Regions from separate parts of the Homo sapiens genome. Here region 2 is linked to region 1. Evidence: chromatin contacts called from ENCODE Hi-C or POLR2A ChIA-PET data. All regions are on one chromosome and are shown on one strand. Each heading gives the region's core, a stretch centred on a gene start or an enhancer-like site at or near the end of the contact. The rest is flanking DNA. Distances are from core to core; before and after follow the strand shown.

Region 1 (7,719 bases), core at 619-3,118:
CTCTTCATGCACATTTGGTAGTAGATACATTTTAGAAAACATAGGTCCTAAGTACCACCTGATCTTTCAAGCATTCCAGTTGACTGGCTCATAAATTATGAAACCTATGATTTTACTTCTTTTCTACAGATATCCTTTATAGTGAATACTTATGAAATACCCCCACTGAGCTGAAATGACAAATCTTTATTTTAAAATTGTCTATTTAAAACGTGATTAGACTGAGTCGAAGTGAGCGGTGAAGTATAATCAAGTACATTTAATGACTGACAGAGGACACTGTTTTGTGCTTCCAAAGTAATTACACTGATTCCAGAGACTGTAGAAAAAAAAACCTATTTCTGATCTTTTTTCTACTACATACACGTAATGATTGTTGTAATTTGTTAGTATCTGAAGTTTCATTTCCCTTTTACAAAATACAAATTATCACTATAAGGGTAAGATGAATAAAGGTAAAAGGCATTTGCTGATTACAAATGCCTTTCAATGTTTTAATGTCACAAATTAGAGTGTAACCGGGATTGAGATTGTGAACGTCAATGCTTGTCCTAAAAGTTTCCTCCAACTTGCTGAAACTGGATTCCCAAGCATTATCAATTGAGGGTGCAGAGCATGTAACCCAACTTAGCCTCTCCAATAAGTGGAGAATGAGGTGCTGACGAGGAGTTACTTTGGGAGGCTTTTGAGAGCACAATTGAGAAAACATATTTGAGGACACTGCTATGTTCTTAATAAAGTCATTCATTTCAATACCTTTTATTCCTCAAATATTTGCACTCACATTTGTGAAAATCTTAACTTTTCACCATGCTTCAACATTTGGTGAAAAAATAAACAGCAAATAAGATTTTTTTTTCTCAATCCGATCTCCCTGGCTGTTTACTTATAGAGTACTGTAGTTGAAAGTAAGTCGTTCTCAGAAACAACTCAGTCTTTAGCCTCACTTCTAGGTGCGTCCCCAATCTCCGTGCAACTGGACAACTGTATAAATGTGTCCATAACGAAGAAACAGAAAACAGGGAAGTATTAATTTATACTTATGACTTCCGAACAGATGAAATCCTTGTTTAAAAACACCTCTCGGCCAGGTGTGGTGGCTCACGCCTGTAATCCCAGCGCTTTGCGAGGCTAATGCGTTAGGATGGCTCGAGGCAAGGAGTTTGAGTCCAGCCTGGGCAACATAGTAAGACCCTGTCTCAAAAACAACACAGAAAAAACCTCTTACAAGAGCACTTAAGCGGGTGTTAACTAACGTGATCACGGTCTGTAAACGATTCCTAGGTTGTTCCTATGGTTACATAATCTGCAGCAAGGGCGGTGGAGGAGAAGGCAGAGGGTTGGCCGCTGGGACCCCGGCAGGGCACAGCGCACATAGCAAGGTCGCATTCTGAGCGAGTGGGACGCAGCTCGGCCCGCGGGCCTGTGCAAGCTCACAGGACACGCGGGAGGCCGAGGCCTGCGGAGGGCGCGGAGCAACAGGCGCGCCGCGCCGGACGGCTGGGGCAGCAGTCTAAGGTCACTGCAAGACCAGCGTCCCAAGGCTGTTGCCGGGGAAGGGCAGTACCTGCCACGCGGAGCCGGTCGGGCCCGCAAAGCTGCGCCGCTCGGCTCCTTCCAATCAGGTTGGCTCGGCGGCCGCAGGCAGCAACGGGAGGACCCACAGAGGTCACGTCCAAGGCCAGGGCACACAGCGTCCGCCGGGGAAGTCTCATCGCGCGGGGCAGGAGGCAGGGTAAACTGCGCAGGCATTCCATGGTGCTGGAGCAAGAAGCAGGCAGCAGCCAGACCCCAGACCTTCATGCCGGACGCTGGCTGCTCAGGCCGCAGCTCTGACCTGTCGCTACCGCCCGACCTGCAGACTCTGTGCACCAGGCATGCGCGGGGCGTGCCGCGCCTGCGTGCTACTTCCCCACGCATGCTCGGAAGGTACCTGTGGGCGAGCCTGTTAAGTCCACAGCCAATAGACGTTTGCTTGCCTACCTGTACCTGCACCTGTACCTAAGTGAGGGGGCAGGCGGGCTGGGAGATGGGTGGAGCACGTTTACCTGCACTAAGTGAGCTGTCCAACCTAGGTTCTTGGGCGCTTGGAGTGTCATGGTTTTGTAGTTTGTGGAGAATTTTCATACCTATGAAAATTGCAGTTTGGAAATGAGCAGGTTACCCATTCCCACATCATTTAATTTATATTTAAATTTAACGTGGTGTAGGGAGCAAGAGGGAAAGCTCCTACTTTTGCCCTCTGAAAGTTGCTGGAATGAACTAAGTAGACAGATTAGCAGGAGAAAAAGGCATACAAAATTTGCTTAACGTGCATAGGGAAAAATCACAGAAGAGTGATTACTCAATAACTCAATTAAGGTCCAGATGCTTGTATACCCTTCTTTGTTGAGTAGAGGGAGATAGGTATGAATGGGCCCGAAAGCCAGACAGTGGTTTGCAAATGATTCTCCTTGGACATTCAGTGGGACAGAAGTACAAACAATCGCTTGTGGACAAGCTGTGAAACTTCACTCTGAACAAAAATTGTCCTATTATACAGGTAAAGTTTCCCAGGTAATCTCTTGGAGCTACCCTCAGAAGTATCTATGAAAAGTCTCAGTGTGGCTATGACTTTCAGTTTTTGTCTCTTCTCTGGGTGATTAATCTCTTCTGATTATTTAATGCGATTCCTAAGGAACGGGTTTTAAGACAATTGCATTTCTTTGGAAAAGAGTTTTCTCTGTCAGATAAGGAAATTCCTTATCTGGCTGTGCAGGAAAAGAGAGCCCCTTCAGGTGCTTGGAAAAAGTAAGAGTATCAGAGAGACAAAAGGAAGGGGGAAGGTGAGAGAGAGAGGCCTTGATTTTTAGGCTTCTTTCTGAGACCCTTTTAATTTCCTTTAATTCAAAGACTCAACATGCCACCGGGCGTGGTGCCTCATGCCTGTAATCCAGCACTTTGGGAGCCAAGCACTTTGGGAGGCCAATGTTGTGGACCACTTGAGGTTAGGAGTTCAGGACCAGCCTGGCCAACATGGCAAAACCCGTCTCTACTAAAAATACAAAAATTAGCCGGGTGTGGTTGCAGGTGCCTGTAATCCCAGCTACTTGTAAGGCTGAGGCATAAGAATTGCTGGAATCCAGGAGGTGGAGGTTGCAGCGAGCCCAGATCATGCCATTGCATTCCAGCCTGTACTGCATTCCAGCCTGTACGACAGAGTGAGACTCCCATCTCAAAACAAACAAACCCCAAAGACTCAGCATGCCAAAACATCATATTTTGGGGTATTATGGTTTGAGCCCCAGTAGTGGCAAAAATAATCAACTGTCATATGGAATGATGTCATGTATTAAACTTTTGCTATAAAGAATGAGGAGCACAGACACATAAGATTTCTATTCCATATTTAATAAAATGTAAGATAGCATCAATTTTAAGGTACCATTATTTTATGTACCACCAAGAAAGAAAAAAAAACTGATAAGTTATGCTTTCTAAACATGTAGATTGAAAGACATATCTCAATTCCAGTCTTTAAAATATGAAAAAAGTCTTAGGTTAAATACAGTATGTATGCATATTTTAAAAATATGAGTTAATAAATTTATTGTCCCTTCCACAGTAGTAATACAAGGCAGACACAAGTTCCACAGACTTCCTTTCAATATCTATGTATGGACACAAAGCTAAGGAGACAGAGATAGAAACATTTTATTCTGCAGGGTACTGGGACTGGGGATGGAGTAGGAGGGCAGTGCACAAAGAGAAGCCTTCACAGAAGAGAGGATGTTTGACTTGATAATGTGGGGAAAAGAAAGAGAGATCAGATTGTTACTGTGTCTGTGTAGAAAGAAGTAGACATAAGAGACTCCATTTTGTTCTGTACTAAGAACAATTCTTCTGCCTTGAGATGCTGTTAATCTGTAACCCTACCCCCAACCCTGTGCTCCCTGAAACATGTGCTATGTCACCTCAGAGTTAAATGATTAAGGGCTGTGCAGGATGTGCTTTGTTAAACAAATGCTCGAAGGCAGCATGCTTGTTAAGAGTCATCACCACTCCCTAATCTCAAGTACCCAGAGACACAAAACACTGCAGAAGGTCGCAGGGACCTCTGCCTGGGAAAGCCAGGTATTGTCCAAGGTTTCTCCCCATGTGATAGTCTGAAATATGGCCTCGTGGGAGGGGAAAGACCTGACCGTCCCCCAGCCCGACACCCGTAAAGGGTCTGTGCTGAGGAGGATTAGTGAAAGAGGAAGGAACGCCTCTTTGCATTTGAGATAAGAGTAAGGCATCTGTCTCCTGCTTGTCCCTGGGCAATGGAATGTCTCAGTGTAAAGCCCGATTGTATATTCCATCTACTGAGATAGGGGAAAACCGCCGTAGGGCTGGAGGTGGGACATGCTGGCAGCAATACTGCTCTTTAAGGCATTGAGATGTTTATGTATATGCACATCAAAAGCACAGCACTTTTTTCTTTACCTTGTTTATGATGCAGAGACATTTGTTCACGTGTTTACCTGCTGACCTTCTCTCCACTATCATCCTATTGTCCTGCCACATCCCCCTCTCCAGGAAACACCTGATAATGATCAATAAATACTAGGGGAACTCAGAGGCCGGTGCCGGCGCGGGTCCTCTGTATGCTGAGCGCCAGTCCCCCGGGCCCATTTTTCTTTCTCTATACTTTGTCTGTGTGTCTCTTTCTTTTCCAAGTCTCTCATTCTACCTGATGAGAAATGCCCACAGGTGTGGAGGGGCAGCCCAACCCTTCAGATAATTGAAGGCAAAGAAAAACTTTAATCATTGCTTCCAGGGCGTTGAAGTCTGGAAAATCGCTGAGTATAGAGAACATGGCTGGTAGATTTTTCATTTTACTAAAGCTTTAATGATGAGATAAGTATTTCAAACATATTACATGCCTTCAGAGATGCTTCTTTGAGAAAATATGTGATAACTTTCTCTTTAAAACAAAATTTGCACCCAGCACAATGAGACAGCTCTAAGATAACTTTTGCAAAGTCTAAGGAAAACTCTGGAACCTGTCCAGACGTACAGCCTCGTAATTCGTGGCAAAGATTTTTCTGAGAAGGGTGGGAACCATTGGAGGACTTCGAGCAGAGAGGTAATGAGCAGAGGTAACAATCTGATTTATGTTTAAATGGGTCACTCTTGCTGTGTGGGAAAGAGACTACAGAGAGGCAATTGGAAGCAGAGAGATGGTGATGATGGTTTGGGCTAAGGTGGGGATGGTGGAGAGGGGAAGATGAGTTGGGCTTGGTACCATATATTGAAGGCTGAGTTGACAACATTTGCAGATGGGATATAAGAGAAAGAGAGGCATAGATGTTGCTCCAAAATGTGTATCCCGAACAGCAGGGCCTTGCTGGTGCTATTTACTGAGATAGGGAATTTTGGAAAGGAGCAGTTTTTTTTTTGTTTGTTTTGTTTTTTGTGACGAAGTCTCGCTCTGTCGCCCAGACTGGAGTGCAGTGGTGTGATCTCTGCTCACTGCAAGCTCCGCCTCCCGGGTTCACGCCATTCTCCTGCCTCAGCCTCCCAAGTAGCTGGGACTACAGGCGCCTGACACCACGCCCAGCTAATTTTTTGTATTTTTAGCAGAGATGGGGTTTCACCGTGTTAGCCAGGATGGTCTCGATCTCCTGACCTTGTGATCCACCCGCATTGGCCTCCCAAAGTGCTGGGATTACAGGCGTGAGCCACCATGCCTGGCCAGAAAGGAGAAGTTTTTAATTGAAAACTGTGGCTCAAACCTGTAATCCCAGCACTTTGGGAAGCCAAGGTGTGCGGATCACCTGAGGTTGGGAGATCGAGACCAGCCTGACCAACGTGGAGAAACCCCATCTCTACTAAAAATACGAAATTAGCTGGCTGTGGCGGTGCATGTCTGTAATCCCAGCTACTGAGGGGGCCGAGGCAGGAGAATCACTTGAACCCGGAGGTGGAGGGTGCGGTGAGCCAAGATCGCACTATTGCACTCCAGCCTGGGCAACAAGAGTGAAACTCCCGTCTCAACAACAACAACAAGAACAACAACAAAAACAAGAACAACAAAAACTATGGCATGGCATTTGGTTTTGAATGTTAACTTCGAGAGATGTCCTAGACAGATATCTGAGTGTAGATGTCAAGTAAGCAGCCTGGAATTCAGGGAAGGTGTTGGAGATAGATAGTTACATTTGAGACTGTATAGAATATTTAAAGCCACAAGATTGGAAGAGATCTCCCAAGAAGGCCGAGCACAGTGGTTCACCCCTGTAATCCTAGCACTTTGGGAGTCCGAGGCTGGTGGATCACCTGAGGTCTGGAGTTTGAAACCAGCCTGGCTAACGTGGCGAAACCCCGTCTCTACTAAAAATATAAAAATTATTGGGGTATGGTGGCAGGCGCCTATAATCCTGGCTACTCGGGAGGCTGAGGCAGGAGAATCGCTTGAACCCGGGGGGCAGAGGTTGCAGTGGGCCAAGATTGCCCCACTTCACTCCAGCCTGGGGGAAAGCAAAACTCCATCTCAAAAAAAAAAAAAAGTCTCCCAAGAAGTGAGTCAGAGAAAAAGTCATCATACAATTGAGCTCTAGATCCTCTCATATTGAATTGTTAAGAAGATGAGATAGATCCAGCAGAAGAGTATGAGGAGTGACAAAGAAAGAAATAGAATCAGAGGGTGGAATCCTAGAAGCCAAGTAAAGAAAGTTATTTAGTTGGGGTTCAGAAACTGCTACCCCAAAATATGTTTTGACATGTTAAACTGAAGAAGCCTCAAGGTCTCGCTGGCACCACCCCCTGCCAACTGAGTCTTCCAAAGATGAAGTTAACGTTTTTTTTTAACCTAAGATCCAGACCCATTAAAAGAAACAACTGTCTCTTCTCCTCCCTGAAAAACCAAGAATGTAACCATGCTTGAACACACCCTTTGACAGGGTAATGTTCATGTTCATCTCTGTTCCCTGATCCATTCATTCTCCCTAGTAATCCCCTCAATAGAATTCCTCTTCTACTCCCTCCCATAGCCTATTTTGCCAGGGTGGTATATAAGCTTCTTAACCCTGTTGGAGGTTGTGTAATCACCCTGTGATTCTCCCTGTGTACACATTTATACAATTTGCCTTGTCTCCAATCAATCTGCCTTTTGTGGGTTGATTTTTTTAGCAAACTTTCAGTGGCTGAAGGGGAAGTTTCTCTTGGTCCCTACTGTTGCATGAATGAAGAAGTGATAAGTTATGTCAAAATTTTCTGATGGGTAAAATAAGAAATGAGAATTGTCTATATTGGACATGACACTATGGAACTTATTGGTGATCTTCATAGGAGCAGCTTTAATAGAGTAACAGGAAAAGGGACCTGTGAAACCACTTTGCAAAGATTATCACAGTAAGAGATATCTGATGTAGTTGACTCCATCTTGCTTCTGACCTCCAAGCTGTCCTTGGTTGTTCTTAGGTATAGGCCAAACTAACCATGGAGGAATTTGGTTTATAGCTTAACTTTGAAGCAAGGATAATAGTCCTACCCTAAAACTACCCCCTTCCTGCTTGTTTCGGGGCTGAAACCACCTTCATGAGACTAGTGAAAGGCCCAAGATTAGGATTATGGAAGGAGTCTGAGTTCTGCTAAAATGTGGGCATATGTTCTATAATCCCTTACTGTTCAGGAGTCGTGTGGCCAGAGATCACAAGATTTGTGCTTTCTCAATTGCTCCTATAGATAACATCATCA
Region 2 (7,719 bases), core at 2,255-4,754, 89 kb after region 1:
TTTCTCCATACATACATCTGTAAATACAGATGTATGCATGTATGTGTGCATATATGTAGTGTTTTTGCCATGGAAAAATAGCTTTTTGTTTTTACGAAGTCAAATTTGTCTCTCTCTCTCTCTCTCTACATATATATGTATATACACATATGTATATACAGAGTTGTAATCATGGAATATTTTATACAAAGCTTTTTTCATTATTTTTCTCTTATATTGTTTTCCTTGTATTTTTCATACTTGCATCGTCTTTGTCATCATTTTTGATAGCAATATATACTGTTTTATTGAGCTGATGTCATAAGTTACTTAATACAATTGTATTTAGAAAATTTCTATTGTTTGAGTCATCATCTTTAAGTATATAGCTTTTTTCCACATCTTAATTATTTTATCAGGATAAATCAGGCAGACATTTACTGTCAAAGGATATAACACATTTTATGCCTCTGAATACCTAATTCTACAGAGTTTTGAAAAAACATATTAATTTAAAATGTTATCAGTAAGGTAGTTTTGCCTCAAATTTCTCAGCATTGGATAAATGATTTTTGAATAACCTGTAGAATATGTAAAACTTCAGGTTTTCTTAAAGCACTCTGAATTTGGCAGTATTTAGGCATTTGTTTCTTACTCGTTTATCTTAATATTTCCATTAGTGGCATCCATACAGCTGATCCTTCTCTCTTAGCTTCTGAAATGGTTCGCTCTCTTGGTTTACCCCTTACCATTGCACTCTCCTACCTCCCTGTCCACTTTTCTCCTGAGTCCTCTGGAATTTTTTTCTCCTCCATTACCCAACCCCAAAGCTTGGTCCTGAACCATTTTCTTTGCTTTCTACTCTCTTCGTTGCTGAACACTTTCATTTTCATGGCTTTAAATATGATCAGTATGCTGATTACTCCCACATCTGTGTCTCTAGCCCTGACTTCATGGAGCCCCAGCCTGCCTGCATGAATGGCACCTCTATCTGGAGGTCTCATAGGCATCTCAGATGTAATGTCCAAGACTGAACTCTGGATCCACAGCAAGTGCAAATGTTCTCTGTCCCAGTAGACAGCATCACTGTCCACCTGACTGTTCCAGGTCTCCTTCGCTTACTAGCCACAAACTTCTTTCAGCAAGTTCCAGCTTCTACTGCAAACATGTATCTAGGCTTCACCCACTTTTCTTTTTTTCCTCAGTCATCCCCCAGGAAAAGCTACCACCATCTCTGACTTGGATAACTCACCAGCCTCCTTTTTGGTCTCCTTGCTTCCATTCTTGCTTTCTGCAGTCTCTTCTCCATGTGGCAGCTGGGGTGATGTTTATAAAAATCTGCAGTGGAGTCTAATTATGCTTAGGCTGAAACTTAGCCTTCTTTCTTTGGTGTAGGAGGCCCTGCATTGTGCCCGCCAGCCTGTCCTTTCCTCCTTCTCCCTACTGCACTCCAGCTACTCCAGCCTCCTTTCTGCTCCCAAAGTATTTTTTTGGTTTGATTTCTTATTTTTTTGTGTATCACTAACCCTCTCTGTTATTTTGTGGGCTTCATGAAGGCAGGGGTCTTGACTATTTTATTTACCAACAAATACTCAACACTTAGTCCAGTGCCTGTCACACAGTAGATGACTGATAGATGTCATTGAATGAATGAGCCCTCTCTGTGGATAGTAAATAAACTAGGAGGTACATAGACGATTTACTGTAGACAGCTTCTGATTTCAGAATGTGGGGTGCCTCTTAGGGCCTGTCTCTTCCTTTGGAAGGGGAGTATCATGTATGGAAGGCTTTCTTCTCTGCATTGGGGTTCTTCAGATGTCCTCAACCACTGCAGTAAAGGCTGGTGGCTGGTGTGGACGACTTGGTTCTAGGAGGTTCCTTAAGGTGTAAGTGCTTCGCTAAGGAGCTACAGAAACATGCATTATCTGGGACTATTTATGGGGCTGGTTATTTAAAAAAAAAAAAAAAGCAAAGATCAATATCATTTTCCATCCTGGAACATTGCCCTTAAAGTGTGTTTTTGGAAATCAAAGTGTATTCCACTAGTATATCTATCAGAGAGGTATAGCTATTATATAGCAATGGGGAAAACGGACATGAACTGCTGAGGCAGGATTAATTTGAGTGGGAAACATGCTCAGATTCTTAAATTTAGGTTTTAGTCCTATTACAAGAAAAATATATTTCTTTTGAAAGATCTCAAGCACTTAGCACTAGTATATCAGTTTTGGTTAAGGACAGGACACGTTTCTCTACCTTGAAACCACCTAGAACAATGCAAGTTAGCAGCATCATTGGTCTGTTGCTGAACAGTTGTGACCCTGTTAGGAAGGGTTTCTGATCTTCCGGACTTTTTTCCAACACTGACACTTATTCAAATTTAATTACTATCACGTTTGCCTTGTGAAATGTGGCATCTAGTAAGCAATTGAAACTGAAGTTTATAGGTTATTATATTAAAAACCTAGCTGATCTAGTCAATGTTCATTTTTTTAAACAGTTATGAGAAGATTCCTATATCGGATTCCATTGATGTTCATAATGATGATTTGTTCCATTTTGGAGGTTCCTATTGCCTTAGCAATTGTTTGACATTTAGGGTTAGTAAGGCCATATTTTTAGTTTTAATTTTAGTGCTTTTTTGTTTTTGTTTTTGTTTTTTTTGAGACAACGTCTTGCTCTGTTGCCCAGACTGGAATATATAGAGTAGCATGATCATAGCTCATTTCAACCTGGAACGCCTAGGCTCAGGCAATCCTCCCACCTCAGCCTCCTGAGTAGCTGGGATTATAGGAATGAGCCACTGCACCTAGCTAATTTTAAACCTTTTTGTAGAAACAAGGTCTCACTATGTTGCCCAGACTGGTCTCGAACTCTGAGCTTCAAGTGATTCTCTTGCCTTGGCCTCCCAAGGTGCTGGGATTACAGGCATGAGCCACCATGCCTGGCTCATATTTTTAATAGTTTAATTTTAAAAGCTCTATTTTTGTTTGAAATAACTTGTATTTTAATAACACTTTAGTATTTTTGGAGAATGTGAGAACTTGGAGAGATTGCTGAAATGCAGTGCCCTCATCCTGTAGCTGAGTATGCAAGTCACCCATATTGGTGAAGTGACTGCCTCCGGAAACTCAGTGAGGAGCTGCGCTTCTAGGGCTAGGAGCTGACTCCCAGTCCAGTGCTCCTGAATAAGCTGCACCACCTTATTCTTCCCTTTACCCCTTTACTGTCTGCCATCCCTGTAAGCTCAGTGAGAGTGGGGACCCCGTCTGTCCTCCTCTGCTGAATCCTCTGAAGAGATCATAAAGCCAGCACATTGTGGGTGAAAAACTAATATTTGCCAAAAATGTTAGCTTCCCTTTTCTTGCCATCTGTTGGTGGGTTCACAGCTTTCATAGTATTTCTGAAGGACTGAATGTAGATCATGTACAGTTGGCACATTCTCCAGTGGGAATCCTGGGGGCTAAATGACTTATTTCCTTGCAGGTGGAAGCTGCACCCGCCCACACGGGCTGCCCGCTGCATACTCAGCATTGCTCACTTTTATCTTGCATTGTTATGTACACACTGTCAGCTGCTCTGCATTCCTAGTGGAAAATTTACATTCCACTGCCTAGATATGTTTGATAACCAAAATCCCATTTGGGAAAATAAAACAAAAACAAAAAATGGCAATGGTGAAATCTAAGTATGGTGTAGTAAGTTAAGAAAGAATACAAAAGAAAAGACAAACAATCCCCAAATACTTTTATTTTTTTTTTCCCCAGTGCTTGCTTAGTGGCAGTTCCTGTAGACTTCTGAGAATTCTCTTGAGTTAATTGGTTATTTTTTAACTTTATGGGGGCCATATTATTCTCTTAAGCATAGCATTAGGGAAACCCATGGGCATTTACTTGTGAATACCTTAACAAGTATTCAAGTAACATTTATTTTCTTGTAAGTGCCCATTGCAAATAATTATTTTTAGAATAAGTTAGTACACTTGAGGCTTAACATTATATATTCAGAATGCTTAGGATCATCTGTGGAAATATTTCTGTGGTGATATATTCCACAGAAAACAATAAAGAGAAAAATCAAACCAGAATTTCAATAGCTTAAAAATTTGTGGTATGAAAACTGATTTGAAGCATCAAAATTTCCTGAGAAGACTTAGGAATATAAACATTTACTTAATATATACTTACATTGAAGAGTTTTCCAAAGAAGGTATTACTTATGATGGGTATCTTATCTTCTGGGTCATTTTTAGGTTAAAAAAGAAATATTTTACTTTGCTTTGTTTTGAATAGCATATCATCTGTTTGTTTGTTAATTTGGTTTGAGTTGTTTTCCTGTCTCAGTGAATGGAGGTATTCATTTAGATCACAGTACAAAAGGCAAAATATGCAAACCGATGCTATGGTATCCATTATTGGGAGGAAAATAGCCATCTGAATAAGGAATGATAATCCACACTTGACAGATAAGCCCTAACCTTTCCTTTGGAAATCAGCCTGTGTACTGGGTACAGCAACATGGGGACCAATAGGACCCAGGTAGAGATGAGTGGTTTCATCAGCTCATAGAAACTAACTGGACCCTTCTGGGAATGTTCCAGACAGCTTGTTCGTTATAATTAAAGACATATTCTCTAACTAGTTTCTCACTGGTTAGTGCAATTGGAATTTAAAAAAAAATATTATTATATAACAATGCCGGTAAAGAGATTCTTTCCAAAATATTTCCGTGGCTGGCCTGATTTTGCCACCATCCCTGGATTATGGAATTTCTAGAAGTTACTGGGATTAACAGATTTTAATTTTCATTCCACTGAGGTGTTACGTGTCCATGTGAAGAGACCACCAAACAGGCTTTGTGTGAGCAATAAAGCTTTTTAATCACCTGGGTGCAGTCAGACTGAGTCCGAAAAAGGAGTCAGCAAAGGGAGATGGGGTGAGGCAGTTTTACAGGATTTGGGTAGGTAGTGGAAAATTGCAGTTAAGGGGAGTTGTTCTCTTGCAGGCGGGGGTGGGGGTCACAAGGTGCTCGGTGGGGAGCTCCTGAGACTCACTGTCCAGGAGAAGGAATGTCACAAGGTCAATTGGTCAGTTAGGGTGGGGCAGGAACAAATCACAATGGTGGAATGTCATCAGTTAAGGCAGGAACTGGCTATTTTCACTTCTTTTGTGGTTCTTCAGTTGCTTCAGGCCATCTGAATGCATATGTGCAGGTCACAGGGGATATGATGGCTTAGCTTGGGCTCAGAGGCCTGACATCAGGTTGTACATAAATTGTACTGTTAGCCTCATGTGAAGAATATTTGATAGTAGTCAAGGGGAGACAGACTTGGGTGAACGTGAGAACGTATGTGCTGCAAGGCACAGTAGGAAGAACTCTGGTTTGGAAGTCAGAAGTGGATTCATGTGACTGCTTCTTTGCTTACTGCATGACCTTGAGAGATGGGGAGGCTCATCTTTTCCCATCTATACAATTAGAGTAATGGTAGCCTCATAAGGTTATTTTGAGGAACAAATGTGAATATAAATGAAAACCTTTTGTAAATTCTGATGTGTTTTACAACTGTAAATTTATTAGAAAATAACTACCTTAGAATGATATTGTGAAAAGTCAAAGTAACATATGGAAAGTATTTGATGCAGTTCTGGGCATAATATATGCTCAAAAATTGGTGTCCTAATTGTTGTTTAATTAAAGTATGTACTGAGCAAATTCTGTATTCAAAGCACCAATAATAGGTTTTTTGGTTATAGATAAGGCTGTTTACTAAGAAAACAAATAAATATGCAGTCTACATAAATATTGATGCCATTGGGGAATATGTTAACTTTATAAAAAGTATTGTATAAAAAGTATTGCATGAAAAGTTCAGACAAAATGATTTGCATTTTGGAAGAGAGAAATTATCCAGCCAAGTGAATGGTAAATGTGGCAATAGGAGAAATAAGGTTACAGTGTGGTAGGATGGGGTCAGCTCAAATATGATCCAAATAATCAAGTCCAGTCCAAGACACGAGGACATCATCTGAAGCCAGTGGCAGCTTTTATAGGTGTTTGCAGAGAGACATCACATGTTTGGGTCTGTGCTTCAGGAAGATGAATTCACACAGAGTTGGATGAGAGAGGAAAGATGCTAGAGGCAGGAATCCTGGTTAGACCATGCTAGGTGCAGCTCCTAGAGGATTTGTGAGGACCTGGCCTTGGGCTGTGGGGGCAGGTAAGAAGGGGACAGATAAAATAATTTTGAGTGGGGAGAGCTCTGGGATTTCATCAGTGGTAACGATGTGTCCTGTGGTAACATTTTCTTGCAACTGCTTTGAAAAAAAATGCAGGTGATTTATGAAAACTGAATAATGCAAAACAAATTTCTTATGTTTTAGTGACTCTGCTGACTTGATGACTGTTTAGGTATAGACAGACTTTTACAAATCTTAGTTTTAATGAAAAGCATTAGACATATCCAGCTGGGTATACAGATTTGGTGTCAGGAGAAAAATTTGGACTAGAGATAGGGATTTGGTTGTCATTGGCAAAATGATGTTGGTCATAAACAACATGGCATGTGATAAATTTGACCAAGAGAGTGTTTGGGTTAAAAGCCGGGAAGGCAGAGATGGAATTCTTGGGGGGAAATACCAACATTTAATGTGAGCCAAGGAGGAGGAGTTGTTGGTATAGGAAACTGAGAATGGTCACAGAAGGATGGGGTTCAGAGACAACATATTGCTGAACTGTGATGGAGTATCCAGTTATGCAGTTAGTATTTTCCTTTGATACCATAGAAGATTATATACCCAAAATACCCGGGAGCTGTACTATTTCAGATTAACAATACTTATTTAATTTTCTGGAGCTTAATTTTTTGGAGCTCGATTTTCTTACATCCAAAAGAGCACAATACTAGAAAAAGATATTTTAGCACATCAGATATTATATGGGATATAATGTTCTCTAAGACATAGCCAAGTATAAAAAGTATATTTGTTTAAAAAACACTTTAATACAAATCTACTATGAAAATTAATCAAGAAAATGGATATTATGTTTCTTTTGTAATTTTGCATTGACCAAAAACATCTGAATTTACTTGATTAATATTTATCTGGTATATCTTTTTCCATAGTTTTAACCTACCCATATCTTGTTTTTGTCTTTTTTTTAATTATTATTTTTTTAATAGACAGGGTCTCACTATGTTGCCCAAGCTGGTCCTGAACTCCTGGGCTCAAGCAGTCCTCCCATTTCAGCCTGCCAAACTGCTGGGATTATGGGCATGGGCCACCATACCTGGCCTACTCACGTCTTTATATTTAAAGTGTGTCTCTTATAAACAGTATATTGTGAGATCTTGTTCCTTTTTCCAGTCTGCCTGTCTCTGTCCTTTAGTTGGAATTTTTAGTTCATTTGAATTTACTGAATTACTGGCATGATTAGAATCGAGTTTATCATGTTATTTGTTTTTTTGTTCCATCTAATATTTGTTTTTGTTCTTTCTTGTCTTTTTTATGAACAGATTCATCAAACATTTAAACAATTATTTCATTTTATCTCTCTATTGGCTTTTTAGCTATGCCTCTTTGGGATTTTGTTTTCAGTAGGTACTCTAGGGCTCACAATATACATCCTTAACTTATTTTAGTTTGCCTTCAAATAATATTATGCCAGTTCTGTACAACAGTGTAATTCCATTTATCTTTAATGGTACCTTTGTGTTCCTATTAAATATTTTAGTTTTATATA

Evidence for each region. Hi-C counts contacts between places; a loop is a spot of excess contacts on that map. ChIA-PET counts read pairs that join two places held with the same protein, here RNA polymerase II (POLR2A). Pooled maps may share reads with other maps.
Region 2: a loop to region 1 is called in a pooled map, with 2.0 times the contacts of the local background. The contact joins the enhancer-like site here to the promoter of MRS2 in region 1. A Hi-C loop is called at or near these places in 1 of 50 pooled maps. POLR2A ChIA-PET finds 5 or more read pairs at or near these places in 4 of 52 experiments (Caco-2, HEK293, OCI-LY7 and 1 more).

The regions. Positions count from the first base shown.
Region 1 is chr6:24,397,085-24,404,803 of GRCh38, reverse strand. MRS2 (magnesium transporter MRS2) reads right to left here and starts at 1,868. Exons shown (of 11, transcript NM_020662.4): 1 at 1,568-1,868. The coding sequence starts at 1,757. RefSeq lists enhancers at 497-1,231, 3,440-4,175, 4,176-4,911 and silencers at 2,989-3,283, 4,169-4,463.
Region 2 is chr6:24,309,401-24,317,119 of GRCh38, reverse strand. All of the region lies in intron 2 of DCDC2 (doublecortin domain containing 2), which reads left to right. Among named protein-coding and RNA genes, the nearest start is that of KAAG1, 44 kb to the left of the region's middle. Within about 2 kb of position 3,504, at least 2 of the 41 ENCODE cell types and tissues checked have a DNase peak (open chromatin) inside an H3K27ac peak, as active enhancers do.